Regions from separate parts of the Homo sapiens genome. Here regions 1, 3 and 4 are each linked to region 2. Evidence: read pairs that join two places in POLR2A ChIA-PET (ENCODE). Cell type or tissue: HepG2. All regions are shown on one strand. Each heading gives the region's core, and the rest is flanking DNA. Links, peaks and the distances in the headings are about the cores only. Region 1 has its middle 13 kb from the start of LINC01447. Region 2 holds the start of LINC00525 (long intergenic non-protein coding RNA 525). Region 3 has its middle 17 kb from the start of LINC01447. Region 4 overlaps TNS3 (tensin 3).

Region 1 (7,493 bases), core at 1,256-6,255, 130 kb after region 2:
CTGAGTTACCTGGAAACGAAGGGGGCATTTAGGGGATGAGATGAGACAGAGAGGCATGGCGGGAGAGGGGTGACAGCTTGGATCCCAGCTGAGGAGGTCAGGCCTTACCCTGCAGCCTTTTCCAGGTTTCAAGGCCAAACTCTCAGACTGCTGTTAAAGGGAAATCATTCTGGGGGTGTTATGGACACAGCAGGGTGAGGTAGCAGGGGTGGGTGAGGGGCCATAGATGGAGCTGCTGGGGCCTGCGGTGGGCAGAGGACTCCAGAGCAGAGATCAGGGACTCCTAGGGTGCTTGGGAGCACAGAGGACTGTGCCTCGGACCTCTTCCTAGGGTAAGCAAATGCCAACAATACCTGGTGTCACTGAAAAAATAGGACAATAGAAAGAAACAAGGGGAAGGGTGCCACATTTGGAGACTCTGAAAAGGCAAAACAACCAATGGAAGCTTTGTTAGATGCTGCTTCAGGGCCAAAAACCAACTGTAATAGACATTTTGGGGGCCATTGGGGACATCTGCATATGGCAGGATAGTAGATAATCCTAGGGAAGTATGGTTGATCGTTTGCGTAGGATGATGTTATTTTGGCTATGTGAAAGAATGTCTTGTCCTGGTGCAGTGGTTCACACCTGGAATCCCAGCAGTTTGGGAGGCTGAGGCAAGAGGATGCCTTGAGCCCAGGAGTTCGAGACCAGCCTGGGCAACATAGTAAGACCTTGTCTTTACAAAAAATGAACAAAAATTAGCTAGGCGTGGTGGCGCACACGTGTAGTTCCAGCTACTCAGGAGACTGAGGTGAGAGGATTGCTTGAGCCCCAGAGGTAGAGGCTGCAGTGAACCGAGCAACAGAGGGCAACAGAGAAAAACCCTGTCTTAAAAAAAAAAAAAAAGAAAGTCTTTACTTTCAGGAGAGGTGTGTTGAAATACTTAGGTCTGTAGCATCATAACTCAGTAGTTTAGTTTCAAGCAGTTCAGAAGAAAAAAGAAAATAGCAAAAAAGAAAAAACGGTAAAATGTTACTGATTACAGAATCTAGGTAGGACATATAATGGTGCATGCTGTGCTATTATTAAATATTTTTTGTTTGTTTGTTTTGTTTTGTTTTTTGAGACGGAGTCTTGCTCTGTCACCCAGGCTGGAGTGCAGTGGCACAATCTCCGCTCACTCCAACCTCCGCCTCCTGGGTTCAAGCAATTCTCCTGCCTCAGCCTCCCACGCAGCTGGGACTACAGGCACCATGCCTGGGCCACCATGCCCAGCTAATTTTTGTATTTTTAGTAGGGACGGGGTTTCACGATATTGGCCAGGCTGGTCTCAAACTCCTGACCTCGTGATCCACCCGCCTCGGCCCCCCAAAGTGCTGGGATTACAGGCATGAGCCACTGCGCCTGGCCTTATTATACATTTTCTATGTGTTGAGAGGTTCTCATCATTTAGAAGATAGAGGGGAGATGATTGAATATAGTATACCATGCATGTTAAGATATAAAATTAAATAAATGTTGGCCGTTTGCTTTCCTGCACCAGGTTTAGGTTTCTGAAATGTGTTTGTTACTATGAGGTTTCCTTTGTGAATAACTGTAAAAGTTCTGTGGCGCACAGTTGGGAATAGAAGAAAATGCAGCGGCTGGAGGAGGGGGGGTGGTGTTGTGGCCCATGGGGAGCAGGCGCGGCCCAGGGAGGCTGGGAGGCCACCACCCACAGCACTCGTAACCATAGACATTTAAATGGCATCTCCATCTCTAAACTTGGCTCCTTCTATTTTTGAAACTTTCGAACATAAAAGAGTTCATTTTTAAACAGGCTCTTCTGAGTCGGCTGAGCCTGCCCAGGCCCCAAATCCTGCACAAATGCAGCCAGCGCCTGGAGGCAGTCAGACAGTCGCAGAGTGTCTCATTTTGCTGTAAGTGACAGCCATAGCTAATGCCAGGGCGGGAAGGAAGACGCCTTCCATACCACTGGGCTGCCAGGACCTGGAAAATGTTTCTGCTTGACATCGCCATGAAAAAATAAAGCAAACGTCCTGCCCTAGAAAGAATCAGGCAGGGATGGGAGCAGAGGGCTGCTCTTTAGCCTCAAAATTATCTGGCGTTGTTTTTCTTGGATGACTGACTTTGTTAAAAGCCCCATTTCCCTTCAGATGCAGCCCGAGGATGACAGTCAAGGGTGACTCCAGCCAACAAACTCACGGGCTCCCTGTCTGTCCCCAGCCCGGGAGCCAAGACACAGAAAAGCGTTCCTGCCTTAGAGCCAAGCACCTGGCCTGGAGGTGTTTGTAAGGGGATCCCCTCCCCCGACCCCCCAGCAATGGGGAAAGTCCCCGAGACCTTGACCACTCTGCGCAGTTAATCCAGAGGCTTCCAGGACGGGGCACTGGCTGACTTCACTTTCACCTGTGGGTGCTGGACCCAGTGCACCCCCAGAGGCCAGGCAGCTTTCACTTTGGGGAATGTGGACTCTGTGGGTCCAGAAGGGCCTGTGTGGAAAAAGAAGCCAACAGTCCCTGGTTTTGTGTAAAGTCTCCTGATGTTTAAAGGCTGGCAACGAACTCAACTGAAAACAAATGCAAAAATACCACAGGCCAAACCACGGGTACAGGCTGGATGCACCCATGGGCCACCCAGTTGCTCTCTGTTTGGCTGTGACCAACTCGGCCCAGGTCCCATTTCTGGCACTCATTCCTGTTTCTTCACTTAAACAAAATGGCATGAATGCTGCCTTCTCAGGGGGCATGCTGTGAGGATGCTGTAACTTTGGAGAGTGTCTGGCCCTTTCTGGGGTGCCCCTGCTTCCTCCCTTCCTCTTTTCCCCTCCGTCTTCCCTTTCCTCCCTTCTCCCCTTCTCCCCTCTTCTCCCTACTCCCTTCTCTCCTTCCCTCACTTCTTCCTCTCCTCCTGTCTCCTTTCTCCCTCCTTCACTCCTCTTCTCCTTTCCTTCCTCCCTCCTCTTCTTTCCTTCTCCCCTCTCTTCTCCCCCATCTCTCCTTTCCCCCCTGCTTCCCTCTCCTCTCTCTCCTGTCTTCCCTCCCTCTTCCCCTCCCTCCTTCCCTGTCCTGGCCCTGAACCTTTCCCTGGGCTCCCACGCTCTGCTCAGTCTCACCTAGGCCCAGCCCATGTCTTCTCAGACAACCCAGCACCACCCCTCGACCACCTTCCACAGAGGGGGCTGCCCTTTTCAGCTCCCTTGCCAAGGGGCCGCCAGCATTTCCAGGTCAGCTCACGAATGGCAGTGTTCTCCAGCTCTTCTGTGTCAAAAACAAACACCCTCCTCCCAGCGCTGCTCCTGGCCGGCTGCCCCGCCCTCTGCCAGGCGTTTCTCAGAGGACAAGACCTAATGAGCTGGCTGCTGCCAGCCTGGTCCTCACAGTTCATCAGTAGGATTCCAGACAGGCATCAGGCTCAGGGACAGCGCAGAGACAGCTGCCTTCTCCTCTTTCCCGGAGGCACCTGAGACCTGAGCGCACCGAGGGGGCCGGTGCATGGGCTGCTCCCAGTGAGCGTGAAGTTCACGCCCAGAAGTACACCCGCCACCAGCTGCAGCAGCACAGGTTCGTCCAGCGCACCACGAGAGGCTGGGGCTCTCTGGGAGTGGAGGAGCAGGTGGGGATGAGCCTGGACTTGCACGCAGAGCTCTGGGCTCCATTAAGCCCCCGCCCCGTCCTAGCTGTGTCGTCTGGGCACGCCAGTTCTCCCTGAGCTGCTCTCCTCCTGGCAGAAGGGGGGTCATAACAGCACCAACATGCGGGATTGCGGTGAGGTCTAAACAGTCAGGCACAGGAAGCTGCACAGAGAAGATGCATGGGCAACAGCGCCCATGGAGAATCCATGCAGCCCCCTAAGAGGGGCAGAGAGCCTCCAAGCAAAAGTCATTCTATCTCAACACTCACTCCCCTGAAGACTATTCGTTCTTGGGAAATAGGATACCCAATATTGAATGTTTGTGGTCCCCTCGTAACTCACATGCTGAAGCCCTAATCCTGAATGAGATGGTGTCTGGAGATGGAGCCTTTGGGGGTGATTGGGGTTAGATGAGGTCAAGAGGGTGGGACTACCCACCACAGGATTACAAGGAGAAAAAGAGGAAAGGGATCTCCCCGCCCTCTCTCTTTCTCCCCCTCTCCCAACCAGGGCAGAAGAAGAAAAGCCATGTGAGGACACAGTAAGAAGGCGGACGTCTGTAGGCCAGGAAGAGAGTCCTCACCAGGACCCAACCATGCTGGCACCCTGGTCCTGGACTTCTGGCCTCCAGAACTGTGAGAAATAAATTTCAGTTGTTGAAGCCATCTGTGGTATTTTGTTATGGCAGCTGGAGCAGACTCAGACAATCTTTAAATACACATACTTTCAGCAGTAGCTGGCATGTCTGACCTGGCAAGATGAACTGATTGCACACTTAGGTAAACTGACTACTCATCCCAGCAAAGCCCCTAACCCTGTAACCACCCACTGAACTGACCAGACTGGTGGCTTAGCCCAGCCTTGGACAGGCAGAACTTCAGCCTTGGACACAGTCCCTGTCATCCTAAAGGAGCCTCCTTAAGGAGCACTTGTAGGACCAGAGAGAGTCAGAGTTAATAGCAATGATAGTAACTTCAATACTTTATGTGGAGCAGCTGTGTACAATGAGCTAGGGCTGGGACCAAGCATTTTATATTCATCATCTTGTTTAATCTGTGTTGTTACCTTGTGAAGAAGGTAGGATTATCTCGATTTCACAGAAGAGGAAACTAGAGATGAGATTCCCTGTCCAAGTTTACACTGCAAGTACCAGATGGACCAAGCTTCCAACCCTCCTCTCTCTGACTTTAAACCTTATGCATTCCATTAAAATTAAAGGAAAAAGAGTCATTGATCAAGGTCTTTTTCTTTCTTGAGATTTATTTGGGGTTGGGGGTGGTGTTGCTTTTTTTAAAAAAGAAGAGGCAAACATGTCTGTTAAAAACAAGCAGACAGGCCGGGTGTGTTGGCTCAAGCCTGTAATCCCAGCCCTTTGGGAGGCCAAGGCGGGTGGATCACTTGAGGTCAGGAGTTCGAGACCAGCTTGGCCAACATGGTGAAACCCTGTCTCTACTGAAAATACAAAATTAGCTGGGCATGGTGGTGCACATTTGTAATCCCAGCTACTTGGGAGGCTGAGGCAGGAAAATCACTTGAATCTGGGAGGTGGAGGTTGCAGTGAGCCAAGATAGTGCCACTGCACTCCAGCCTGGGTGACAAAGTGAGACTCTGTCTCAAAAACAAACAAACAAACAGAAAGCTCTGTTTTACCATCTTGGAGAGAACAAGCCTGAGACGGAAGGTTGGAAGCTCAAGAGGAGGTGAGGGCGCTAAGCAGGGAAAGCAGACCCCAGCAGTGGAAGTCCCTCCTGCCCCCCTCACTGTGAGCTTTGTCTTGTAAGAGTATGTGACATCGGGAGGCTGAAGCAGGAAAATGGCATGAACCTGGGAGGCGGAGCTTGCAGTGAGCCGCGATAGCGCTACTGCACTCCAGCCTGGGCAACAGAGCAAGACTCCATCTCAAAAAAAAAAAAAAAAAAAAAGAAAGAGTATGTGACATTCAGATATTGTCAGCGCAGGATACTCTGCTGTTGCTCAGAGGCTGGGGGCTCCTGCCGCGTTTGTCCACTGTCCCCTCTTCCTCATGCAGTGACTGCTGAGCCTGGAGTTCCCAGTGTTCGAGCATGGCAGAACTGGCTTAAATGGCCCCTCTCCCACTCTGCCCTTGCACCTCTCTTAACCTAACCTTGTGTCCTCATCCGTGGAGTGGGCATACAGGCCACACTGCACAGGTTTGTTGTAAAGTTGAATTAAAGGAACGCTGGAATCTGCCACCACAGTGTCTAGCACATAAGAAGACTTCGAAAGATGCCTGCTTACTTCTCTCCTTCTCTATCTACTAAGATTGTGTTGATGCCTTTTACAGTTTGGTGGGGAAGGTCAGAGGACGTGGGGAAACATGTATGTTTAGGAGAGTGTTTTGACATACACAAGAGTGGTGATTTCTTTTTTTGTTGTTGTTTTTGAGACGGAGTCTCACTCTGTTGCCCAGGCTGGAGTGCAGTGGCATGATCTCGGCTCACTGCAAGCTCTGCCTCCCGGGTTCATGCCATCCTCCTGCCTCAGCCTCCCAAGTAGCTGGGACTACAGGCGCCAAGAGTGGGGATTGCTATACGAGCCCAAAGTTCCTACAGAACCTCATTTCACCATCACTTCCTTCTCTGTTTCCTTCCCTTCCCAGCCCCCGTCAGAGGGCCTCTCAGCCCCAACCTTATGTCCCCTCCCAGGCCCCCATCCTGCCCCAGCCCCACATGGCTGCCTTCAGCCTGTTCTTCCTAAAATATTCATCTGATTGAAGCACTGCCCCCACCTCAAACACTCTGATGGCTGGACATCACCCAGGGTGCCAAATTCTGAGCCTCCACTGCCCCACGCACAGTGTGCAGCCCTGCAGCCTTCCCAGGTTCCTCTCCCACCCACCCCCTGACACCCTGGACTGACTCCCCTTACAGGAAGGCCTCCCCTGCTTCATTTTCTTCCCTACCCAAAGAGACTGCAGACATAAAAGCTCCCCCACCTTCCAGCCCAGGAGGATTCCAGTCACTTCTTCCTCATCAGGTTCCATCCCTGACCAGATGGTTATCACACTGTGTTATTTATCTATCATCTGTGTCCCCACCGAGCTCAAGCTTGCAATCCCTAAAGGTCAGAGGTTGCATCTTCAACCAGCACCCGGCACACAGCAGGTGTGCAAAAGATGCCTGCAGGAAGGCGAGCTAGTTAAGGGCCTGCTCAGCTGCCCCGAGCCAGTGCCTGGTGGCCGAACCAGCTCCAAGCTGGTTCTTGCCCATCGCACATGCCGGTGTCCCTCATTCCACATTTCCCCTTCACTGCGGGACATTTCAGCATGCTGAGTCTCCTCAGACACTAGCACAAGGGGGCAGGTGCTTACTGAAAGTCCAGCCCGGGTGCATATGTGGCCTATGTGTGCAGTGATGCACCACTTCATGGCGGGGATACGTTCTGAGATTTTGTCATTGTGCGGTCATGGAGTGCACTTACACAAACCGAGGTGGTGGAGCCTCCTACTCACCTAGGCTACACCGGACAGCAGATTGCTCCTAGGCTACAAGCCTGTCCAACGTGTTCTGGTACTGTATACTATAGGCAATTGTAACATAGTGTAAGTATTTGTGTATCTGGACCTATCTAAGCATAGAAAAAGTACAGTAAAGTTACAGTATACAAAAGATAAAAAAAAAATGGTCCACCTGGATAGGGCATTGTCAGGAATGAAGCTTGTAGGACTGAAGGCTGCTCTGGGTGAGGCAGTGAGTGAGTGGTGAGTGAATGTGAAGGTCTAAGACATTACTGTACACCTTTGTAAACTCTATAAACACTGCACTTAGTCTACAATACATTTAATTTTATTTATTTATTTTGAGATGGAGTCTCGCTCTGTTACTCAGGCTGGAGTGCAGTGGCGCAATCTCGGCTCA
Region 2 (7,493 bases), core at 1,103-6,102:
TGTATTGATGACCTAAATGAAAAATGCAAAACTTTCATATTTTTTTCTTTTTCTTTTTTGTCTTTCTTTTCTTTTTTTTTTTTTTTTTTTTTTTTTGAGACGGAGTTTTACTCTTGTTGCCTAGACTGGAGTGCAGTGGCACTATCTTGGCTCACTGCAACCAGCACTTCCTGGGTTCGAGCAATTCTGCCTCAGCCTCCGGAGTAGTTGGGATTACAGATGCCCGCCACCATGCCCACTAATTTTGTATTTTTAGTAGAGACGGGGTTTCACCATATTGGTCAGGCTGGCCTCAAACTCCTGACCTCAGGTGATCCACCTGCTTCGGCCTCCCACAGTGCTGGGATTACAGGAGTGAGCCACCGCACCTGGCGTAAGTTTTATATTTTAAAAAGAAAAATAAGGCACTTTGGGAGGCTGAGGCAGGTAGATCATGAGGTCAGGAGATTGAGACCACCCTGGCCAACATGGTGAAACCCCATCTCTACTAAAAATACAAAATTAGCCAGGTAGGGTGTCGTGTGCCTGTGGTCCCAGCTACTCAGGAGGCTGAGGCAGGAGAGTCACTTCAACCTGGGAGGCAGAGGCTGCAGTGAGCCGAGATCACGCCACTGCACTCCAGCCTGGGCAACAGAGCGAGACTCTGTCTCAAAATAAATAAATAAATAAATAAATAAATAAATAAATAAATAAATAAAGAATAATAATTATGGCCTTATTTATAAGTAGGACAGGGTTTCTTAAACAAGATGCAAAAGCAAAATCAAAATAATTAAAAATAAATAAACTTTATTATTTAAAGCTTATAAAATGTTCTCTGAAACAAAAACCCAAAAACAAATTGAGAAGACAAGCCACACAGTGAAAGGAGATATTATTAATGCATATAAATGACAAAGAATTAGTACACAGGATATACCAAAAACACCAAAAAAATCAATTTGAAAAGGACACACCTACAAGAAAAGGCAAAATATATGAAAAGGCCAAGGACCGAAGAGGAAATTGAACGATCAGTCCAACAAATGACAATTGCTCAAACTCATCAGTAATCAAGGACACACATAATGAATAGCCTGCATCATCGTTTGATACTTATCAGCTTAGCACAAATGAAAGTGTCTGACAACGCAAGAGTTAGTCAGGAAAAGAAGACGCAAGAAAATTCCTATATGCGACTGGGAATTGTCAGTTCCTGAAATCACTGAGGGAAATAATTTGGCAAGAAGCAAATCTGCTTCGTGGATGTACGGTGCAAGGAGACAAATTGCAGTGTTGTTTATACATGTGTAAGAGCTAACACTTGGAAACTTTTGGAAGAAACAGTCCTCCACAGGCTTCCTGTTCTCCTACAGGTCTTACTGGGTGCACCAAGACTATAAAGCCTTGACTCTTCTTTACTGGATCCATTTTTCGGGGTCGTAGTTGCAGGGAGGAACCTCAAAGGAGAGGGCTTGCCTGCTGCCTGCTATAGGTCCACATGGTGCCCAGCTCAGTGGTCCTCTACTGTGACTTGACCCAATGCATGTGCGGGAGTCATAGGGTCTCTGCATCACCCCGTGGGCATCAGGGCTTGAGGCACCAGTGCAAATACACTGACACTGGCCATTGCTTTAGCTGTGACAAATAAATGAAGTCTTCTGTCTCTGATTCAGAAATCTTAAGTCTTCTGCCAGCATCCATGAAACTGGGGCAGCAGCCTCACTTGTGAATCTGTAAGTAGTGAGTGAAATGTCAGCCTCTTCACAGTTCTTGACAGAAGCCACCCAAATATCCATTATCATCATCATGATTAAATTGTATGATTCATGTGAAATGGAGACAGAGCAGGGATCCCTTTGAGGGGCCTGCCACTCTTCCCAACCAAGCATGGAAATAAAGAAAAATCTTGAGTTCCTTTGAGGGAAATTCCGGGCACCTAGCTAGCCCTGAGGAGTAAGTGAGCAACCTGATAAGCAAGGAGGTAACAATAGCTGAAGACAATAGCCGAGGAAGTTAGAGCCACCAAATGTTTGGTTCCCCATAGAAACTAAAGACAACATCTTAATATATATCCCTGAGTTGTTTTCAAAAAACCTGGACTCCCACCAAATGGAAAATGACATCTGCTGGCACATAGACCTTAGATAACAGAGGAACTGGGGACTGAACTCTGACTGCCATTTTTTGTTCTGAATTTCTTCCTGAGTGGCCTGGAGGAAGTCATGCCTACAGGTCGGAGCTCAGCATTCCTTTCTGTGGACCCCTAGGCTTTAGACAAAGTTTCACTCCCTTAACCAATTCGCAAATCAGAAAATCTTTGAATCTACCCATGACCTGTGCCTCGCCCCACACTTCAAGATATCCCACCTTTTTTGGCCAAACCAATGTAAGACCTCCATGTATTGATTTATGACTTTGCATGTAACTTCTGCCTTCCCACCTTTAAAAACCCTTACACTCAAGCCATTCGGGAGTTTAGGTCCTAGGCGAGAGCTATCCGGTTCTCCTTGCTTGGTGCCCTGTTATAAATGCCTCACTTTTTTCACTGCAAATCCCACTGTCAGTGTTTGGCTTTGCTGTGCCAGGATGGGTGGACCCAAGTTCGGTTTGGTAACAATAAAATGCAATACACTAGTTAAATGGATGTAGCTACATCTGTTGGCATTATCAAATTGCAAAAACATAATGTTCAGTGAAAAAAGCTTGTTAGAGACTGATGTAATCAACAAAAGTTCAATACTTTGCTATATATAGTTTATGGAGCCATTCATCTGTAGCATTAATGTAGCGTCATTCTGGGGATGAAAAACATCAGTTTAAGGACAGGGTGGGAAGCATGGAGAGGCTTCCATGATCCTTGTGTGTGTTGTTTCTTAAGGAAAAAGAGCTGATGAAAATCTGCCAAAATGTTACAGTTTTGTGTGTGAGAATATAGGCGTTCATTATGTTGTTTTTATGCTTTTCTGGATATTTGCAGTCAACCATAATTTCAGAATATCAGTGATGGTGGCGCTTCCCATTTTGTACCATCAATCTGTCTAAGATTCACAGAATTACCTCACATTTCCCTTTAAATATGAATCTTCGTTCTCACAGTTGGAGGCTTAATGTTTCCAAAGGTATAAATGTGGTTTTTTGTTTTTGTTTTTTTGAGACGGAGTCTCGCTCTGTCACCAGGCTAAAATGCAGTGGCGCGATCTCAACTGACTGACTCTGAACTCGGGGTTCAAGAGATTCTCCTGCCTCAGCCTCCCAAGTAGCTGGGACTACAGTCATGCGCCACCATGCCCAGCTAATTTTTTTATTTTTAGTAGAGACGGGGTTTCGCCATGTTGGCCAGGATGGTCTAGATCTCTTGACCTCATGATCCTCCTGCCTCAGCCTCCCAAAGTGCTGGGATTACAGGCGTGAGCCACCATGCCCGGACAAATATGTGTTTTTGTAGGTGGAAACTTCTCTCAAATTAAAACATCCTCTATACCAGAAACCTGGGGAAAAAACATCATTAGTTGGCCTGACAGGAAATCAGGCAGTTTTGTTTTTTTTAAACAAAAAAAAAAAACATTAAAGTCCTAATGTGGAGGCAGAGAAAAACCCATGCTGCTCACTGTCTGTGGCCTGATGCCTCCATCTCTTTCTGCGGGACCTTTGTCCCAGGTCTCCCTCTCCTGACCTAGATGAATGAATGAAATGAACTAATGTGTACACAGACTCTGTGTACATATGGCTTTGATTTGGGAGAAAAGATGAATCACTCTGAGCTGGTAATCTGATCTTTGCCCTTCTGCTAGTAAACAGTTGAAAGATAACTCAATACATTCTCCGTCTGCCTTTTAAAACCAGAATAGCAAATAAAGGCCCTAGAGGGGCCTGGTTTGGATGGGGGAAGCCATTTATCACCTTCAGGGAAAAGAGAATGTAAATAGGTCCACATTTATTCTCCGGTCCTCCCGTGGCCACGACAGCCTTAGAAATACTCACCTTGTTTCAGTTAGCAGGCCAAGGGTCAGCGGTCAACAGAGCTGCTCCAGCAAGCTCTGTGTGGTGCCTCAAACAGGCCACACAAAGAGATGCTGTTTAAAATCGGAATTCCTTTCACCCTGAGTAAGTTTCCAAAGCAAAGGGGTCACCCGGTGAGTGTTGGTGCAGTCCTCACTGTTTGTCCTGCCTCTTGCTACAGAGGACATCTGGCAAAAGCAGATCAGAAAATGAAAGAAGTCTGTCCCAGTTCTGCCCTCCCCAGGTGGTAGAATTTCTCATGCGATTGTTGCTTGGGGTGTGTCACTCTGTACTTGAGTAGGTGGAGGGTGAACAGACTGATCAGCTGGCTATGAGATGAGAGCAGGATGATGATCATTCACTGGGATGTGTCTGGCCAACTGGGAAGAGTCAGGTAGCTCAAGGCCTGGAGATTCTCATCAGGGAGAGCACAATGGGGCCAGGCCTATAGCTGAGGTCCAGGCACAGAGGCTGGGCTATGAGAACCAGTGTCCTCAGTGACTGCGACAATGACATGTCCTCTGTCACCACCTGCTACCGTGAGGCCCCAGCCCCGGCTGACCTGTAGACTCAGATCTGGGCCTGAGAGGGAGGCTTGACTTCAGCCCCTCTCATGAACAGAATCCACAGCACCAGGGCTGAGAGTGGTGGCAGGGCCCAGGAACAGTGATATCCAGTAGAATAAGTGTGACCCACCCCAGCCCCCCACAAACCAGAGGGAGTGCTGAGCACCTCCGCCCAGCCTCAGGCAGCTGACTTCACTAAAGGAGGCCAAAAGGAAAGAAAAATGTGACAAGTGTGTTTTGATGGCTGATGCGCAGGCTCCCAGAGAACCTTCAGAAATCAGGTGGGAGTTGGAAAGATTTTTGAATTGTCCTCCTGCAATAGCATGTTGAAGAAAAACTAGCTAAATATACTTTATGTGTAATTCCATGTCCATATGCATGATTTCTTAGGTGGCAACCAAAGGCAAGGAGTTCCTGTGCAAATGGTATTGCCAATATTAAGGTTCTCAATACAGTATATATTTTGTTGTATTCATTTGCTAGGGCTGCCAGAACAAAGTTCCACAAATTGGTTGCCTTAAACAACAAAAATGCATTGTCTCACAATTTCTGGAGGACAGAAGTCTAAGATCAAGGTGTTGGCAGTGTTGTTCCTTCTAAAGGCTGAAGGAGAATCTGTTGCAGGCCTCTCTCCTTGGCTTGAGGACAACCATCTTCTCTCTGTGTCTCTTCCCATCATCTTCCCTCCAGGCATGTCTGGGTCCAAATTTCCCCTTTTTATTATTTTTTATGTATTTATTAATTTTTTTTTTGAGATGGAGTTTCACTCTTGTTGCCCAGCCTGGAGTGCAATGGCGCAATCTCGGCTCACTGCAACCTCTGCCTCCCGGGTTCAAGCGATTCTGCTGCCTTAGCCTCCCAAGTAGCTGGGATTACAGGTGCCTGCCACCATGCCCAGCTATTTTTTTTTCTTGTATTTTTAGTAGAGATAGGGTTTCTCCATGTTGGCCAGACTGGTCTTGAACTCCTGACCTCAGGTGATCCACCCACCTCGGCCTCCCAAAGTGCTGGGATTACAGGCATGAGCCACCATGCCCAGCCAAATCTCCTCTTCTTTATAAGGACACCGGTCATATTGGATGAGTCATATTGGATTACATGCCCACTCTACTCTAGTATAACCTCATTTTAATTTGATCACATTTTCAAAAACCCTGTTTCCAAATGCAGTTGCATTCTGAGGTACTAGGGGTTAGGACTTGGACATAGACATTTTGGGGGACACAATTCAACCCTTATTTGCCAAATCACTTTTTAGAATGATTAAGGCAATTAATGATCTTCTTAAAGTGAAGAAACAACCCACAGAATGGGAGAAAATATTTGCAAACTACCCATCTGACAAGGAATTAATAACCAGAATATATAAGGAGCTCAAACAACTCAACAGGAAAACATCTAGTAATCCAATCAGAAATCAAAATCTAGTAATCCAAATAAAAAATCAGAAATGAATAGATATTTCTCAAAAGAAGACTTACAAATGGCAAACAGGCATATGAAAAGGTGGTCATCGTCACTGATCATCAGAGAAATGCAAATCAAAACTACAATGAGATATCTCACCCCAGTTAAAATGGCTTTTATCCAAAAGACAGGCAATAACAAATGCTGGTGAGGATGTGGAGAAAAGGGAACACTAGTATATTGTTAGTGGGAATGTAAATTAGTACAACCACTATGGAGAACAGTTGGGAGGTTCCTCAAAAAACTAAAAATAGAACTAGCATATGATCCAGCAATCCCAGTGCTGGGTCTATACCCAAAAGGAAGGAAATCAGTATATTGAAGAGATATCTGCACTCCCATGTTTGTTGCAGCACTGTTCACAATAGCTAAGACTTAGAAGCAAATTTACAGTCCATCAACAGATGAACAGATAAAGAAAATGTGGTACATATACACAATGGAGTACTATTCAGCCATAAAAAGAATGAGATCCTGTCATTTGCAACAACATGGATGGAACGAAACTGGAGGACATTATGTTAAGTGAAATAAGCCAGGCACAGAAAGACAAACATCACATGTTCTCACTTATTTGTGGGATCTAAAAATCGAAACCATTGAAATCATGGACATAGAGAATAGGAAGGATGATTACCAGAGGCTGAAAAGGATAGTAGAGGACTGGGGAGATAAGGTGGGAATGGTTCATGGGTACCAAAAAAAAAAATAGAAGAATGAATAATACCTACTATTTGATAGCACGACAGGGAGACTATAGTCAATAATAATTTAAGTGTACATTTTAAAATAATTAAAAGTATAATTGGATTGTTTATACCACAAAGAATAAATGCTTGAGGGTATGGATACCCCATTCTTCATGATGTGCCTATTTCACATTGCATGCCTGTATTAAAACATCCCACGTACCCCATAAATATATACCCCTACTGTGTACCCACAAAAATTAAAAATAAAAAATTTTTTAATCTTGTCAACAGTGTATTAGGACATTGTGTTGTTGCAATTTCCTTAGCATCAAGTTCCGTCTTTAAAAAAAAAAAAAAAAAGCTTACTGATAGGTTTTTAGAGCCTGGTAATTCATTCTTTTTTGTTTTTTGTTTTTGCTCCGTTGCCCAGCCTGGAGTGCAGTGGCACAATCTGGGCTCACTGCAACCTCCGCCCCCTGGGTTCAAGCAATTCTTCTGCCTCAGCCTCCCAAGTAGCTGGGATTTTAGGTGCCAGCCACCACACCCGGCTAATTTTTGTATTTTTAGTAGAGATGAGGTTTTGCCATGTTGGCCAGGCTGGTCTCAAACTCCTGACCTCAGGGGATCCACCCGCTTCAGCCTCCCAAAGTGCTGGGATTACAGGCATGAGCCACTGTGCCCGGTCGGTAATTCATTCTTAAGTAAACTGGCCATATATGAATTGGCCATTTGAGTTCTTTCACAAAATATAAGACTATTTCCCCCCTTACAGTAGCTATTGTTGAAT
Region 3 (7,493 bases), core at 1,041-6,040, 160 kb after region 2:
TGTTCTGAGGGCCACATTCCTCTGCTCACTTGTTTGATGGAGCAAGAACAGATCATCTAAGGATGCTGGAAAGGTTAAGGACCTTCCTGGAGGGCACTCGCTGTGTATCTCTGGTTAGGTTGGCGGTGACATTCACTCTGAGATGGCATGATCAGTAAACACACCACTTGGGGTGGGTGTTTTTGAGAACGTGTGTACAGCAGATTCAAATGACTGTCCTAGGCTCTGGGACCCCAAAAGCAAGTGTCCTTGAAAATGACTCAGGTGCTTAGATCTACATATGTGACACTGTGCTGAGTGTCCCTGTACAGGCCTGTACATGGCTTTAAAGTAGTACATGGCAGATGTGGCATAGAGCATACATAGATAATTAAAGCAAATGTATACTTCATGCTTCATGTCTGTATTTTTGCTTCATATTGTAGCTTGCTAAGTTGCAGTAAGAAAATACTACAGGCAGGATGTGGCGGCTCAGGCTTGTAATCCCAGCACTTTGAGAGGCGAGGTGGGTGGATCACCTGAGGTCAGGAGTTTGAGACCAGTCTGACCCATATGGTGAAACCCTATCTCTACTAAAAATACAAAAATTAGCCAGGTGTGGTGGTGAGCACCTACAGTCCCAGCCACTCAGGAGGCTGAGACAGGAGAATTGCTTGAACCCGGGAGGTGGAGGTTGCAGTGAGTCAAGACTGCACTACTGCACTCCAGCCTGGGCGACACAGTGAGACTCTGTCTCAAAAAAAAAAAAAAAAAAAGGAAATACTGCAGACAGGGAAGCTTGAACAGTATAAGTTTATTCTCAGTTTTGGAAGCTGAAAGTCTGAGATCCAGGTATGGGCCGAGTTGGTTTCTTCTGGGGCCTGTCTCCTGGGCTTGTAGATGCCACCTTCCCCAGGTGTTGTCCCTCTGTGTGTATCTGTGTCCTAATGTCCTCTTGTTTTAAAGACACCAGTCATATTACATTAGGGCCCACCCTAATGACCTCATTAAACTTTAATTACCTCCTTATTTTTATTTATTTATTTATTTTTTGAGACAGAGTCTCACTCTGTCGCCAGGCTGGAGTGCAGTGGAGCAATCTCAGCTCACTGCAACCTCCACCTCCCGGGTTCAAGCAATTCCCCTGCCTCAGCCTCCGGAGTAGCTGGGACTACAGGCACACCCCACCACGCCTGGCTAATTTTTTGTATTTTAGTAGACACGGGGTTTCACCATGTTGGTCAGGCTGGTCTCAATCTCCTGACCTCATGATCTGCCTGCCTCAGCCTCCCAAAATGCTGGGATTACAGGCGTGAGCCACCAAGCCTGGCCTTAATTACCTCTTTAAAGATCCTATCTCACATTCAGTCACACACTAAGGCACTGTGGTTGGGACATCAACCTTGGGATTTTAGGAGGCGCAACTCAGCCCATAGCAATGTTCCAGGTTTCTTTTTCTTTTTAAAACACCATTTATAAATGTAGAAATTTTTTTTGTTTGTTTGTTTTTGAGATAGAGTTTGGTCTGTCACCAAGGCTGGAGTGCAGTGGCGCAATCTCTGCTCACTGCAACCTCCACCTCCCAGGCTCAAGCAGTTCTCCTGCCTCAGCCTCTGGAGTAGCCGGGATTACGGGCGCCTGCCACCACAGCTGGCTAATTTTTGTATTTTTAGCAGAGACGAGGTTTCGCCATGTTGGCCAGGCTGGTCTCGAACTCCTGACTTCATGATCCACCCGCCTTGGCCTCCCAAAGTGCTGGGATTACAGGCGTGAGCCACTGTGCCGGGCCAAATTTAGAAAGTTCATAAGCAGATGACAGACAAGAGGAGCCTGGGGAGGAATCCTAGCCTAGCAGTCTCCATCTTAATCAGAGACAGGCTTTACCCGCAGGTATTGACTGTCTGACCATCGCAACTGTGACCAGTCAGCACCAGTGTCCCAGGCTTGTTCATATTCAGCCAGAGTACCAACAGCCAGCAGAGAATAAAGCTGACTGGCCCAGTCACGGCGCTGCTGCCAATGCTTCTGCTCCAGCCTTCGGAGTCTTCCCTTACCCCACCCCTGCCACAGAACCCTCTTAATGTTCGTACTTTTGACAAGCCCTGTCCTACTGACCCCAGACCCCAGATTGCATTGGCTCCTCAGTGCCTTCTGTACCCTGAACTCACTGCACCAGCCAGTCCACCCAGGCAAAGATGCCATACGAGGCCCTCAGCCCTAATGCCATTTGACTTTATACCCAATACTGGAGAAAGCAGACTCTTTGCTCAATGTTTAATTTCTTAGTTGGAATTTCCAAACTTTCACTCCATTGCAGCACACAGGATGGAGGGCCCAGGGTTGTGAGTGAGTTTACTCTTTTTAACCAGAGTAGTACAGGCATCAGTAGGAAAGGGAATGAGAACCCCATTGCTGGAGACATCACTTTGCCTCTGCTATTTCATTACTTTCTCTTTCTTTCTCTTTCTTTTCTTTCATTTCTTTCTTTCTCCCTCCCTCCCTCCCTGCCTCCCTCTCTCTCTCTCTCTCTTTCTTTGTCTCAAAAAAAAGTCATGTTGGCCAGGATGGTCTCAATCTCCTGACCTCGTGATCCACCTGCCTCGGTCTCCCAAACTGCCGGGATTATAGGCCTGAGCCACTGCACCTGGCCTGTTTCATTACTTTTGTTTTTATTTTTTATTTTTTTTGAGACAGAGTCTTGCTGTGTTGCCCAGGCTGGAGTGCAATGGCGCAATCAACCTTCGCCTCCCAGGTTCAAGCTATTCTCATGTCTCACCCTCCCGAGTAGCTGGGATTACAGGTGCCTGCCACCATGCCTGGCTAATTTTTGTATTTTTAGTAAAGACGGGGTTTCACCATGTTGGTCAGGTTGGCCTCGAACTCCTGAACTCAGGAGATCCACCTGCCTTGGCCTCCCAAAGTGCTGGGATTACAGGCGTGAGCCACTGCGCCTGTCCTGTTTCATTACTTTCTAAGTAAGTCACCATCAGCTTCAGCAGTCTACCATAGGTAACAAATGGCTCTTCCTGAACGCATGTTGAGGACACTTTGAGGTCTGGACCCCAGCTCCTTAATCACGTATATGGAGTGGAGGTGCGCTGTTTACTGTAGGGCCTCACCAGGCTGGCTGTGCAGAGTTTACAGACTGACTTGCATGAAAAAAATTGGAAGGCTCACCCCAGAAAGGAATGTTGGCAAGAGAAGTTATTTACTTAGAGGTTGAACTCTAGTTTGGTCTTTGGGACTTTCCATGCTATTTGAAAGAATTCTGGCATCCCAACTATGTGGCAAGGGCTGACCAGGGTGAAAAACCTGCTTCATGTCACTTTAATTTGGAGAAATGAAATTTGCTTTACTTGGAAACAGTATCCGCAATTAAGCCAAGGAGGGAGGGCGGGGGTTGGAGAAGGTTTCACAGGGATAGCAACATCCAGAACAGCACTTCTATAATCTTTGAGGTGAGATATTTAGATGCCAACAGGTCCAATACTGCAAGAACATATCATTCACTCATTTATTGGAGACAGAGTCTTGCTCTATCACTCAGGCTGGAGAGCAGTGGTGCGATCTTGGCTCACAGTAACCTCTGCCTCCCAGGCTCAAGTGAACCTCTTGTCCCAGCTTCCTGAGTAGCTTGGGCTACCGGCATGAGGATGTCTCTACATATTTTGTGGATGATGTTTCTACATTTTTTGTAGAGATGGGGTCTCACTGTATTGCCCAGGTTGGTCTTGAACTCCTGGGCTCAAACTATCTGCCCACCACAGCCTCCCAAAGTGTTGGGATTAGAGGTGTGAGCCACTGTGCCCAGTCGAATATATAATTTAAGTCATTGGCAAGTAGCATGGGTTTTTCACATCATGAAAGTAATGTAACCCCACAGTGGGAAACTAGAAAATGAAGGAAAAGTCTAAGGTGCCTTAACAATTGCCAGTAATCCTACCCCCAAGGGACAATCCTGGTTGTCACCATTAACATGTTTACTTCTTGCAAGGTTCCTTTTTTTTTTTTTCGAGACAGAGTCTCCCTCTGCCTCCAGGCTGGAGTGCAATGGCACGATCTCCATGTGTCCAGAATTTATTCTTTCTGGTGGGTTCTTGGTCTCTATGACTTCAAGAATGAAGCTGCAGACCCTTGCAGTGAGTGTTACAGCTCTTAAAGATGTGTCCGAAGTTTGTTCCTTCAGATGTTCAGATGTGTCCGGAGTTTCTTCCTTCTGGTGGGTTCGTGGTCTCACTGACCTCAGAAGTGAAGCCACGGACCTTCGCAGTGAGTGTTACAACTCTTAACGGTGGCGTGTCCAGAGTTGTTTGTTCCTCTTGGTGGGTTCGTGGTCTCACTGACTTCAGGAATGAAGCCACAGACCCTCATGGTGAGTGTTACAGCTCATAAAGGTAGTGTGGACCCAAAGAATGAACAGCAGCAAGATTTATTGTGAAGAGCAAAAGAACAAAGCTTCTACAGCCTGGAAGGGGACCTGAGCAGGTTGCTGCTGCTGGCTCTGGTGGCCAGCTTTTATTCCCTTATTTGGCCCCACCCACGTCCTGCTGATTGGTCCATTTTACGGAGCACTGATGGGTCCATTTTACAGAGCACTGGTTAGTCCATTTTACAGAGCTGTGATTGGTGCGTGTACAATCCTTTAGCTAGACACAGAGCGCTGATTGGTGCATTTTTACAGAGTGCCGATTGGTGTGTTTACAATCCTTTAGCTAGACACTGAGGGCTGATTGGTGTGTTTACAATACTTTAGCTGGACAGAAAAGTTGTCCAAGTCCCCACTCAACCCAGGAAATCCAGCTGGCTTCACCTCTCACTGGCTCACTGCAACCTCTGCCTCCTGGGTTCAAGTGATTCTCCTGCCTCAGCCTCCCGCAGGTGCACACCACCACGCCTGGCTAATTTTTGTATTTTTAGTAGAGATGGGGTTTCACCATGTTGGCCAGGATGGTCTCAATCTCCTGACCTTGTGATCTGCCTGCCTCGGCCTCCCAAAATGCTGGGATTACAGGTGTGAGCCACCATGCCCACTGCCCAAGGTTCCTTCTAAGCATGTTTTTATCTATGTAAGCATGTCTTTTCTGCATAACTTTAGATTGTTTGAGCAAAATCTTCTAAGAAAATTTTTTGAAGCCATCATTTTATTTTATTTATTTTTTCCTGAGACAGATTATCGCTCTGTCGCCCAAGCTGGAGTGCAGTGGCACGATCTCTGCTCACTGCAACCTCCCCCTCCAGGGTTCAAGAGATTCTCCTGTCTCAGCCTCCTGAGTAGCTGGGACTACAGGTGTGCACTACCATGCCCGGCTAATCTTTGTATTTTTTTTTTTTTTTTTTTTTAGTAGAGAAGGGGTTTCACCATGTTGGCCAGGCTAGTCTCGAATTCCTAACCTCAGGTGATCCGCCCACCTTGGCCTCCCAAATTGTTGTGATTACAGGCGTGAGCCACTGCTCCCGGCCTGAAGCCATCATTTTCACCTTGCCAATCCCATGCAGGTTGAGTTCAAACCTGCCCTCTTAGAGTTCCTGTTTTGCTGCCTGGGAAATGGGAACAATTATAATTCCTGTCTCAATAGGCTATGTCTTTGACTGTTTGTGCTGCTATAACAAGAAACCAGAGACTGAATAATTTATAAAGAGCAGAAATGTATTTTATCAACAGTTCTAGAGGCTGAAAAGTCCAAGATTAAGGTCGCAGCAGGTTCAGTGCCTGGGGACAGCCTGGTCTGCTCTTCCAAAATGGTGTCTTATTGCTGCATACGACCAAGGGGAGGAACATGGTGTCCTTACAAGGTGGGAGGAACCAAAGGGGCCAACCAGGGAACTTACTCCCTCCACCAGGGCTTTTCCTAAGGGCATCTAATCCCATCAGGTTGTCAGAGCCTTCATGACTCAATCACCTCCTAATTAGGCCACACCTCTTAACACTGTTGCATTGGGGATTACGTTTCAACATGAGTTTTAGAGGGGACACAACTATTCAAAACCACAGCAGGCTATTCCTTTAAAACACAGAAACTGCTCCCTGACCATAGTGTCCTCAGGAAATGTTTTCTGATTGTTATATTTCTCATAATTATAAACAATGCTGCCCTGAACATCTTTGCACCTAAACCTTGGATTGTCTCTCTGATAACCTTCTTGGAATTGAATCCTGGCTGTAGTTTTACCAGTGTCCCATAGAGAATTTAAAGTAGAAGCTGACCTCCAGCCTGACTCCTCCCAGGCAGCTTCTTTTGCAGCTTACAGAGTCCATGCCCCACTCTGACACCTCTTCTGGCCAGGGTGTAAGAATGCAGGACCTCTGCACAGGAGCAGGTGGGGGGTGTCAACTTCTAACAAGGTGAACTTTGCTTTGTCAAATGTGTGCTGAGCAGGATCTGCCATCAGTTGGGCCTGAGTTTGTCGTCAGAGGGTCTCTCCATAGTGGGAAGCTTCACGGTGTTTTTCACCAGCTGCTTCTGAATCACACAGGTGGCTCTGAATCACACAGTGTGACATGACTGATTTCGGCAGAGGTCTCAAAATGCAGCTCAGATGTCACCATCTCCATGAGGACATCCCTAAACCCCTCTCAGTGTCAGTCATTTCCTCCTCCAGGCCACCCTGCACCTCTGTTTTACCTTCCATATCACAATATGCTTCTTTCCTTATGTGGCCGTCTCCTCCCCTGGTTGATGTCTTCCCCAATGCATTGGTGTGAATCACCTTCCCCCATGAATTGGTGTGAATCACCTTCCCCCCGTGCATTGTGTTAATGTACACACTGAACAGATTTCTTAGGCAAAGCTGTGAACCCCACCATCCCAGGGACAGGCAGCATCCACATTCTATTCAATGTGAATCACTCTTCCTGGGGTTGGGCAACATAGGGTAGCACTGATTTTAGTGCTCATTAAACCATTTGTTAAACTAATGTGAAATTGCAGAGAAACCTTCTGCCCTTCACCTTGAGGGTGGAAATTAAAGTCAAGACCCACTTAAGAGGAAAGGCCCTGGTGAATTACAACCACTTCCCCTTTTTAATTTCAGTCAACACTTTTACACTGGGACCAAGGGGGCACAAAAGTAATATCCCTTTGCTGAAGGTCTGCAGGAGTTATCATTGCATCCCTCTGAAGGGGACATTCGGAAGTGTGGTTTTGAGATGTCAAAATTTAATCATTGCTAAGAGTTAATGTGGCCTCAGCAGTAAATACACAGGCCCTGCTCCAAGCTGAACCCAGGGTGAATGGTCAGAAAACAAGTCAGGAGAAAAGACACTGGTGGAGGAGGAAGGAGCTTGCTCTGACCCGGAGAAAGAACTCAGTGCCCGTCTTGGCTCAGCACCCTGTCCTGCAGCCCCAGTTTTCTCAGCTGTGAATCACGCCAATAGAACCGTAGATTAGTGGTTTTCAGACTTTTTTAAAGAGACAGTATCTCATTATGTTGCTGTAATGCAGTTGAAACGGGAAAAGTTCCCTTGTCCTCTTCACAGGGCATGTGATGGGGATGTGGCTCACTTCTTTGGTGCC
Region 4 (7,493 bases), core at 946-5,945, 290 kb after region 2:
CAAGTGTGGGAATCCTGGCTGTGGGCTGGAACTGGGGCAGAGATCAGCCCGTGGGCGTGCAGTCAGGGGTGGCCTTGGCAAATGCCTGCCTTTCTGGGCTGCTCTCCCCGTGTGGTGGTGTGGGGTCATGAGAGGGCCTTTGATGCCAAGACACCCAGTTCCCTCACATCTTTATTTTGCATGGAGCTTTCTCCCCTAAACAGGGCAGTGCTGTCTTCCTCCTGGCATGGAGGAGTAAATGGAAGGATGGACGTGGCAGCCCAGCCCAGCCTGAGCACTCTTCTGCCTCCCTGCTGGGTGGCCTTGTAGAAGCAGACCCCCCCATTTAGCGGAGCTTGGGCAGGAGGGTTTCCGCCTGCACCGTGTGGCTTCTCAGGGCAGAAAGCACAGAATCTTTTTTTTCTTTCCTGATCCTGTCTGGGCTGAGTCTTCTGGCACTGTGATCCTTGGCATTTTGGATGGGCATGGAATTGCTTTCAGATAATACTGACATCCCCGATGTCACCTGGGTTGTCACTGTGCCCTGTGGCACCTGGCCAGGTCACCTGATAGCTGTTTTTGTTTTTCTCTTTGTTACCATTCATTGAGTACCTATTCTGTCTCAGATGCCCTGCCCTCCCTCACCTGCTGGAGCTCAGAAAACTGAAGAAACTCCCACATCACCCAGACACTAAGGGGCTTCTGCTCTCTGGGGTGTCAGTGCCCCTGCAGGCCCCTCTGTGACCTGCCCTTAGACCTGGCTGCTCTTCTGCTCTGTCCTGTGCTGGCGGCCCCTCCCACACCTGGAGTTTACCTGGCACTTGTACCCACCCCCAGGCCCTCCTCTGCTCTGCAGCTAACCTGAGGGGCATGACCCCTTTGGAGAGGTTCTAGAATAGCTTCATCCCAGCATGTTTTATCGAGGTGAGCTGCCGGGTCTGTCAAAATTCCTGGAGTTGTGCTGGCTGAGGGCATGATTGTTTTGAAACCCCTGGGCCTAATTCCCTGGTAGGGCAGAAAGAAGGCAGTGATGAGCCTTGCCAGCCATACTTACCGACATCCCAGGACAGGACTGTAAGGGTGTCTGTCATCTTAATGACATACTGTGTGAGGGTTCTTTGTCTGCAGGCATAGGGTGCCTTTGTGGCTCCCCGGGGCATTTAAGACACAATGGAGAAGGAACCTTTTCCGTGATTGTGGCGCATTGAACCCGTGGCTATTTACCTGTGATGTTCGTTTTCATATTCCTGGTAGCAGAATCTTCTGTTTACTGCAGCAGCTTACAAAAGTGGGATGTGAGGTTAGATTAATTCATGGACTCAAAATCGGCACATAGTATTGTTGAGAAAGGAGCTGGGAGGCAAACCTCCCTTTGTGAATGTCAACTTGGCATATGTTACATGGACACAGGGTTGGAGCTTCCTGGGAGCCAGTGTGAAAAGGAAACCACAATGATTGGCATGTGCCTTTCTGGAAGGTGGGAAGAAACAAGAATCAGCAGAGAAAATGTGCGACGTGGGAAATTATGGAGGGTGTAGACTAAGGCATCAGGGGCATGCACCACGTCTCCATGAGTCGAGCAGAATGATGATTTTGGAGGGATGTCAGAGGCAAGCTATTGCAGCATAGCCTCATTGGGACCTCTGGCTTTTAGAACTATAAAGGGACAATTGGTGTCTTTCTGCTTACATTACCGTTCTATGGGCTGTGGTCTTCTGGGTCATAGAGAGAATGCTTCACCATTGTTCAGGTAACTACTGTCCCTAAGGCTGGGAGAGGTGGCCGGGCTCCTTACAGGGGAGTCACAGCCTGTGGTCCAGCTGCTCTGTAAGTCTACGTGTATGTGTACACGCAGTGCTCACATGCGCACACAGGCACAGAATGTAGTGGTAGGTGTGAGCATGGACTAGAGTTGGGTTGAGTCCCATCCGGGGTATGACACTGGTGAGCTGTGTGGCCCTGAATGGAGTTCTTTCACTTTTCTGGGCTCCACTTTCCTCTTCTGTAAAATGAGGACGCCACCAGCTCTTCTTGGGGTCACTGCCAGGATCGAATGAAATAACATGCTTAGATCCTCAGTGCTAGTGTGACACAGGGAAGACACGTGATGTGTGGGGAAGAGCCTGGTTGGTTGTCCTGTGAAGGTGAGTTGGCAGTGCGGTTCTTCTGGTGCCCACAGCCTTTGCTGTGTGCCATTCATTGTTGATCTGGTTCTCCTGATGGAGAGAACCAGTCTGATGAGTTCCAGAGCGTGTCCCCTGCTTCCTGAGGGTGAGGGCACCGATGACAGACACAGTAGATGATTCCTGTGATCCCGCATTTGCAGACTTGGAGGCACCACGGTCAGAACAAGGGCGCATGCGAGTCTGTCCTTGGTAGTTGCAGGTTTGCAGGATCTTTTCATGATGCTGCGGCCTAACAGTGGTCCGAATGGTGGCCCCACAGCTTTTGATTGAAGTTCAAGGGCAGAGTGTCCTTGTTTTTTTCCATCCTGTGTTTACCTTCATACACTCTGCAAGCGATTGATTCATACCAGCAAATCTTGATGCCCTCAGGTGCAGGGCAGCCTTCACTAGGACACCCCGAGGCCATGTATGGGACCCACTTCCCCGCCCGGCCTCCTGGGCAGCCCACAGCCAGCCTGAGTCCAGGGAGGGCCTGGCCCCCCCCCCGGGGAAGTGCCGCCTGTTTACAGAGGGGCCACTGTCCTTGAAGGAGGCCGGTGTCTCCGCCTTCTGGTGGCGGCCTCTGGTGTGGGAGGGTTCAGGGCAGTGCCTGATCCAGCTCCGGGCAGGTCCCGAGCCCGCACCAGCTGCCTGCACTCACGCTGTGATTGTTCTTGCTTGGCCTTGGCCACTGTGGTCTGTGGCCCTGGAAGAGGGGTTGGGTAAGAATAGTGGCTGAGTCATCAGGGCGGTGCTTCTCTTGGTTCACCTCACCCGAGGCCAGTGGGCTAGTTCCCTCCAAGGTGACTGCAGGGCTCACATTTCAGCCTGAGGCTGGAGCTCACACTCCACCTTTGCACAGCTCTGTGTGCAAGATGCGTGTGTCTGTGGTCTGTGGTGTGTGTGAGGTGTTTTGTGTGTGTATGTTGTGTTTGTGTGTTGTGTGATGCAGTGTGTGTGTTGTACGTGAGGTGTGTTTTTGTGTGTGAGTTGTCTGTTGTCTGTTGTGTGAGGTGTGTGTGTTGTGTGTTGCGTGTGAGGTGCTTTGAGTGCGTTGCAGTGTGTGTAGTGTTTTGTGTGTGTTGCATGTGTTGTATTGTGTGAGGTGTTACCTGTGTGTGTGAGGTGTTTTTTTTTGTGTGTGTTGCGGTGTGTGTGTTGTGTGTGAAGTGTTGTGTGTGAGGTGTTTTGTGTGTGAGGTGTGTCTGTCGTGTGTGTTGTGTGTGAGGTGTGTGTGTTGTGCTTTGTGTGTTGTGTGTGAGGTGTGTGTGTTGTGCTTTGTGTGTTGTGTGTTGTGCTGAGGTGTGTTGTGTGTGTACATGTCTGTGCTGTGTGTGTTGTGTGTATTATGTGTGAGGTGTTTTGTGTGTGTGAGGTGTTTTTTGTGTGTGTTGTGGTGTGTGTTGTGTGTGAAGTGTTGTGTGTGAGGTGTTTTGTGTGTGAGGTGTGTCTTGTGTGTGTTGTGAGGTGTGTGTGTTGTGCTGTGTGTGTTGTGCTGAAGTGTGTTGTGTGTGTACATGCCTGTGTTGTGTGTGTGTACATGTCTGTGTTGTGTGTATTGTGTGAGGTGTTGTGTGTGTGTTGCAGTGTGTGTTGTATGTGTAGTGTGTGTTGTTTGTGTTGTGTTTTGTGTATGTGTTGCTTATTTTGTGTATGTGTTGTGTTGTGTGTGAAGTGTTTTGTGTGTGTTGTGAGGTGTTTTGTGTGTGTTGTGTGGGTTATGTGAGGTGTGTGTGCTGTGTGTGTTTATGTGTGTGTGTTGTGTGTGAAGTGTTTTGTGTATGTGATGTGTATTGTTTGTGAGGTGTTTTGTGTGTGTTGTGTGTGAGGTGTTTTTTGTGTGCTGTTTTGTGTGTTGTGTGAGGTGTTGTGTGTGAGGTTTTTTTATGTGTGTTGTGTGTGTGTGTGTGTGTGTGTGTGTGTTGAGACTTGCTCAGTATGTTTTACTTGAACTCAGAAAGCCAGACAGAGGAAGTGACCAGAGCAACAAGACCAACCAACACAAGGACAGGACAGATGTGACTGTCAGGAAGTCTTGCAGGTCACGTGCTGCCATCCCTGCCTCTGCCCCAGTGACCGTGATGGAGTCTCATGAAGCTATTTGATTCTTTCAGAAAGAATGCTGACCAAATGGATGATGAGGAGCTTCAGATAAATGAAATCACTTTAATGGTCTCCATTTTATTTTACTGAAAAATTAAGCAAATTTCCAACAAAACACCCACACTTTCCACCTGTAAATTACTGGGTGTGGGGCTTAGTGAGCTGAGCATCCAGTGATCTGGGACAGTGGATCCAGGTGACCTATGTGGGTCTGTTCTGCCGGCCCCAGCCTGCAGTGGTTTCTGCATGCATGTTGTCACAGAAGGCTTCCCACAAGTCTCTGGGTATGCATTTCTTGTCCTCACGGCCCATAAGTCCAGGTATTTGACTGGACAGTGGTTATTTCCTGCTTATAGATTGTTTCCACCCCTCAGTAAACTTCAGAAACACAGACACGGGTCTATACACCACAGCAGAGTCTCGGCTGAAGATCACCTACACGTGTATGTGTGCGTGCTCATGGTTTCTGGATTCACCGCTGCCCCTTCCAGATTCTGTGTGTCTCATCAGGAGTCTTCATGCAAACATATTTGACCAGAGTCACAGTGAAATTGAGTTCTATTAGGTCAATGGATATACGCAAATGTTCTTGCTCCTTAATCTCTCTGATCTCCAGGAAGCAGAGAGAAGAGTTTCAAGGATCCTGTTAGATCAGCATCCAGGTGTTCCATTTGGTCAGAAGAGCCAAACTCAACATCTGTGGCTTTGGCAAAAGTCAGGTGAGACCCAAAAATAAAAGTACAAACCGATACTGCATTCCCCAGATCTTACCTTGACACTCAGTCATCACAGAGTGGTGTTTAGTTAGCCTGTGCATACAGCATTCGGGCATTGGCAGGGCACGGTGGAGGACGATGGGTGTGGATGCTGAGCAGTCGGGTGGGAGGAGGGCTGCGTGGGCGATCACACTCAGATTGGGAGGGCTGGATGCGCGTGAGGTCGCTCAGCAGAAGGTGAGGAAGGGGTGGGGCCAGCACTGTAAGTCCGTCTGTTTCTCACCCAGCGCCCCTCTGGAGGGTGCTTCGTTGTTGGGGATGACCCTCACCCCCATCTCCCAGCTGCTGCGTCCTGAACAACAACGGCTCAGGGTCCTGCCTCATCATTGCCCATGGCCTCAGCCCTGGGAGGGTGTGGATGTAGTGCAGGCTGGTTCTCTGTTGCTTTGGAGCAAGTGCAGACCAGCAGGAGTGTCCGGGATTTACTCTGTGGGAGGGAGTAGGACAGGCTGAAGATGTGCTGAGATGTGGGCTGGGACTTCCTGTTCCCATGGCTCACCTGCGCCTTCTGGTCTAGACGCCTCTAGTCCCTAGAGAGTGGCTTAAGCGAATCAACCATAAGGCCTGTGTGTAGGGAGCTGCCAGGGAGCAAGTTTAGGGCCACAGTCCTGGACTGCTCTCAGTTTTCTGTGCATTTCACCCCTTTGAAAGTTTCTCCCTATATCCCTGTGCACGTGCCTTTCTCTTGATGGGCACACACAGTGAGTACCAGTGAAGGAGGGCAAGCCAATGGGCTCCTTTCCCAGTGACACTGACACCTAGCCTTGCAGGTAAGGAAACGACGTGCTATGAGAACATTCGACCTGGAACATGCAGTGGGGCCTCCCTCCTTCTCACGGATCCCAGAGAACCATCTGTAGGGGAGGTACAGGGGGTTGAGTTGTGTTCCCCCGAAATTCATGTCCACCTGAAACCCCTGAATGTGACCTTATTTGGAATGATGACAGAGATGAGGTCATGCTGGATTAGATTGGGCCTGATTTCCATGACTGGGTTCTTGTAAGAAGAGGAGAGGATGCAGACACAGGGAGAAAGCCAGGTGATGACAGAGGCAGAGGCTGGAGCCACGTGTCTGCAAGCCAAGGAACCTCACCAATTGTGGCAGCCTGAGAAGGTGGAAGAGGCAGGGACAGATCCTCCCTGGGGCTCTCAGAAGGAGCGCAGCCTGCCGCCTTGGTTTCAGACCTCCAGCCCCTGGGTCTGTGAGAGAACACATGCCTTGTTTGAAGCCAACCACTTTGTAGTGCTTTACAGCAGCCTTAGGAAATTAATACAATGGGGTGCATCCCTTCACTTCTTTCATATTGATTAGTTGTTCCTCAGGCATTTCTGGAAATCCTTTTTGGCTCACACCTCTCCAGCCTCATCTGGGTGAAGACATGGGCCGCGAGGAGCTGGTACCCAGTGGACACCCGAGGGGGAGGTGGCTCCTGGGCAAGCCTGGCTGAGGCCCCTTCTCCAAACTGCCGCATTCTGCTCAGATGGAGCAGACTTTGAGAATGGGCAGATAAACAGCAGAAGATGTTAGTGGAACGTGTTTAAAAGAGGAGCTTCTGGTGATGAACTGTCATTCGAACTGGGCGGGATTGTGAGGCTTCTGTCACCCCAGGGCTCTTCCAGGAAAGGCTGGCAGGGCCCGCGGGTGCCCTGGAGCTGCCTGCAGGAGTCAGGCACTAAGTCAGTGGGAGCCAAGGTTGGAAAGGAAGACCCCCTTCCATTCCATCCTGAATGACTCCATGGGTGAGTGGGACCCAGGACGGCTGCCCTTCAGAGCTCAGCCCAGTTCCCAGAGACGAGACGGTGAGATGGTTACCAGGATGGTCCCTGCCCCTTGGCCCCGGCCTCTGTTTCCAGCTGCTCCCCTTAGCATCTGCACAATTGCCTAGTGAGGCCATCATGACCCTGTGGGCACAGTCTTCTGGGACTGATGCCTGTGGTTGTGGCACCCCCACCCTCACCCCTTCTCCCCACAGGCTGAACTTTGATCCACACTTTTCCTTTGATTTCACCGTCTCCTCTCACGCCTAAAATAACATACAGGCCTTTGGCTATTTCCAAAGGGTTTCTGGGAACTGCGCCCCAGTGAGGAGGCTTCCCAGCAGCCTTGGCCTTCCCTTCAGGCAGACTCCTCATCCACAGTCAGGAGCCCACAGGTCTCAGTTCACTGACCTGCTGAGAAAGACGAAAAACCTTCAACACATTAAAAAAAAACAAAAAACAAAACACACCCGTCAATGTGAGCCTCACACAAGCAGGCGCTCTCCCTTTGTAGCTGGAATTTGAAAGTGGTGGGTTGGATACTGTTCCTGAAGCTATTGTCCCACCTCTGCAGGTGGAGGGAATTGTGAACGGTCAACAGCAGGGAACATATTAACCCTGGTGTCAGCTTACATCCACCCGGGAGCACAAAGCCTTGGCTAATGATTAAAAACCCACTCCGGCTAGGAGGCCTGGGCTGCAGGTGTGTGGC

Evidence for each region. ChIA-PET counts read pairs that join two places held together with the same protein. Peaks named below come from ENCODE experiments on the same cell type or tissue, not always from the same donor. Only the 100,000 strongest peaks of a DNase experiment are listed, where the experiment ranks them.
Region 1: POLR2A ChIA-PET joins it to region 2 with 12 read pairs; 4 of 35 experiments call an interaction of 5 or more read pairs at or near these places.
Region 3: POLR2A ChIA-PET joins it to region 2 with 15 read pairs; 11 of 35 experiments call an interaction of 5 or more read pairs at or near these places.
Region 4: POLR2A ChIA-PET joins it to region 2 with 13 read pairs; 3 of 35 experiments call an interaction of 5 or more read pairs at or near these places.

The regions. Positions count from the first base shown.
Region 1 is chr7:47,631,286-47,638,778 of GRCh38, reverse strand. No RefSeq gene overlaps it. Among named protein-coding and RNA genes, the nearest start is that of LINC01447, 13 kb to the right of the region's middle. RefSeq lists an enhancer at 3,393-4,104. In HepG2, for the core only: no CTCF peak of the experiment used is centred there; DNase peaks (open chromatin) are centred at 2,478 and 3,328; H3K4me3 peaks cover 1,830 bases.
Region 2 is chr7:47,760,049-47,767,541 of GRCh38, reverse strand. LINC00525 (long intergenic non-protein coding RNA 525) reads right to left here and starts at 6,066. Exons shown (of 3, transcript NR_038407.1): 1 at 6,029-6,066; 2 at 3,964-4,169; 3 at 770-1,713. In HepG2, for the core only: no CTCF peak of the experiment used is centred there; a DNase peak (open chromatin) is centred at 3,901; H3K4me3 peaks cover 401 bases.
Region 3 is chr7:47,600,812-47,608,304 of GRCh38, reverse strand. No RefSeq gene overlaps it. Among named protein-coding and RNA genes, the nearest start is that of LINC01447, 17 kb to the left of the region's middle. RefSeq lists an enhancer at 7,155-7,244. In HepG2, for the core only: no CTCF peak of the experiment used is centred there; DNase peaks (open chromatin) are centred at 1,434 and 3,174.
Region 4 is chr7:47,470,692-47,478,184 of GRCh38, reverse strand. All of the region lies in intron 4 of TNS3 (tensin 3), which reads left to right. Among named protein-coding and RNA genes, the nearest start is that of SNORD151, 9.6 kb to the right of the region's middle. RefSeq lists a silencer at 2,541-2,600 and enhancers at 2,475-3,018, 6,831-7,493. In HepG2, for the core only: CTCF peaks have their summits at 2,699 (motif pointing left) and 3,002; DNase peaks (open chromatin) are centred at 2,404 and 2,864.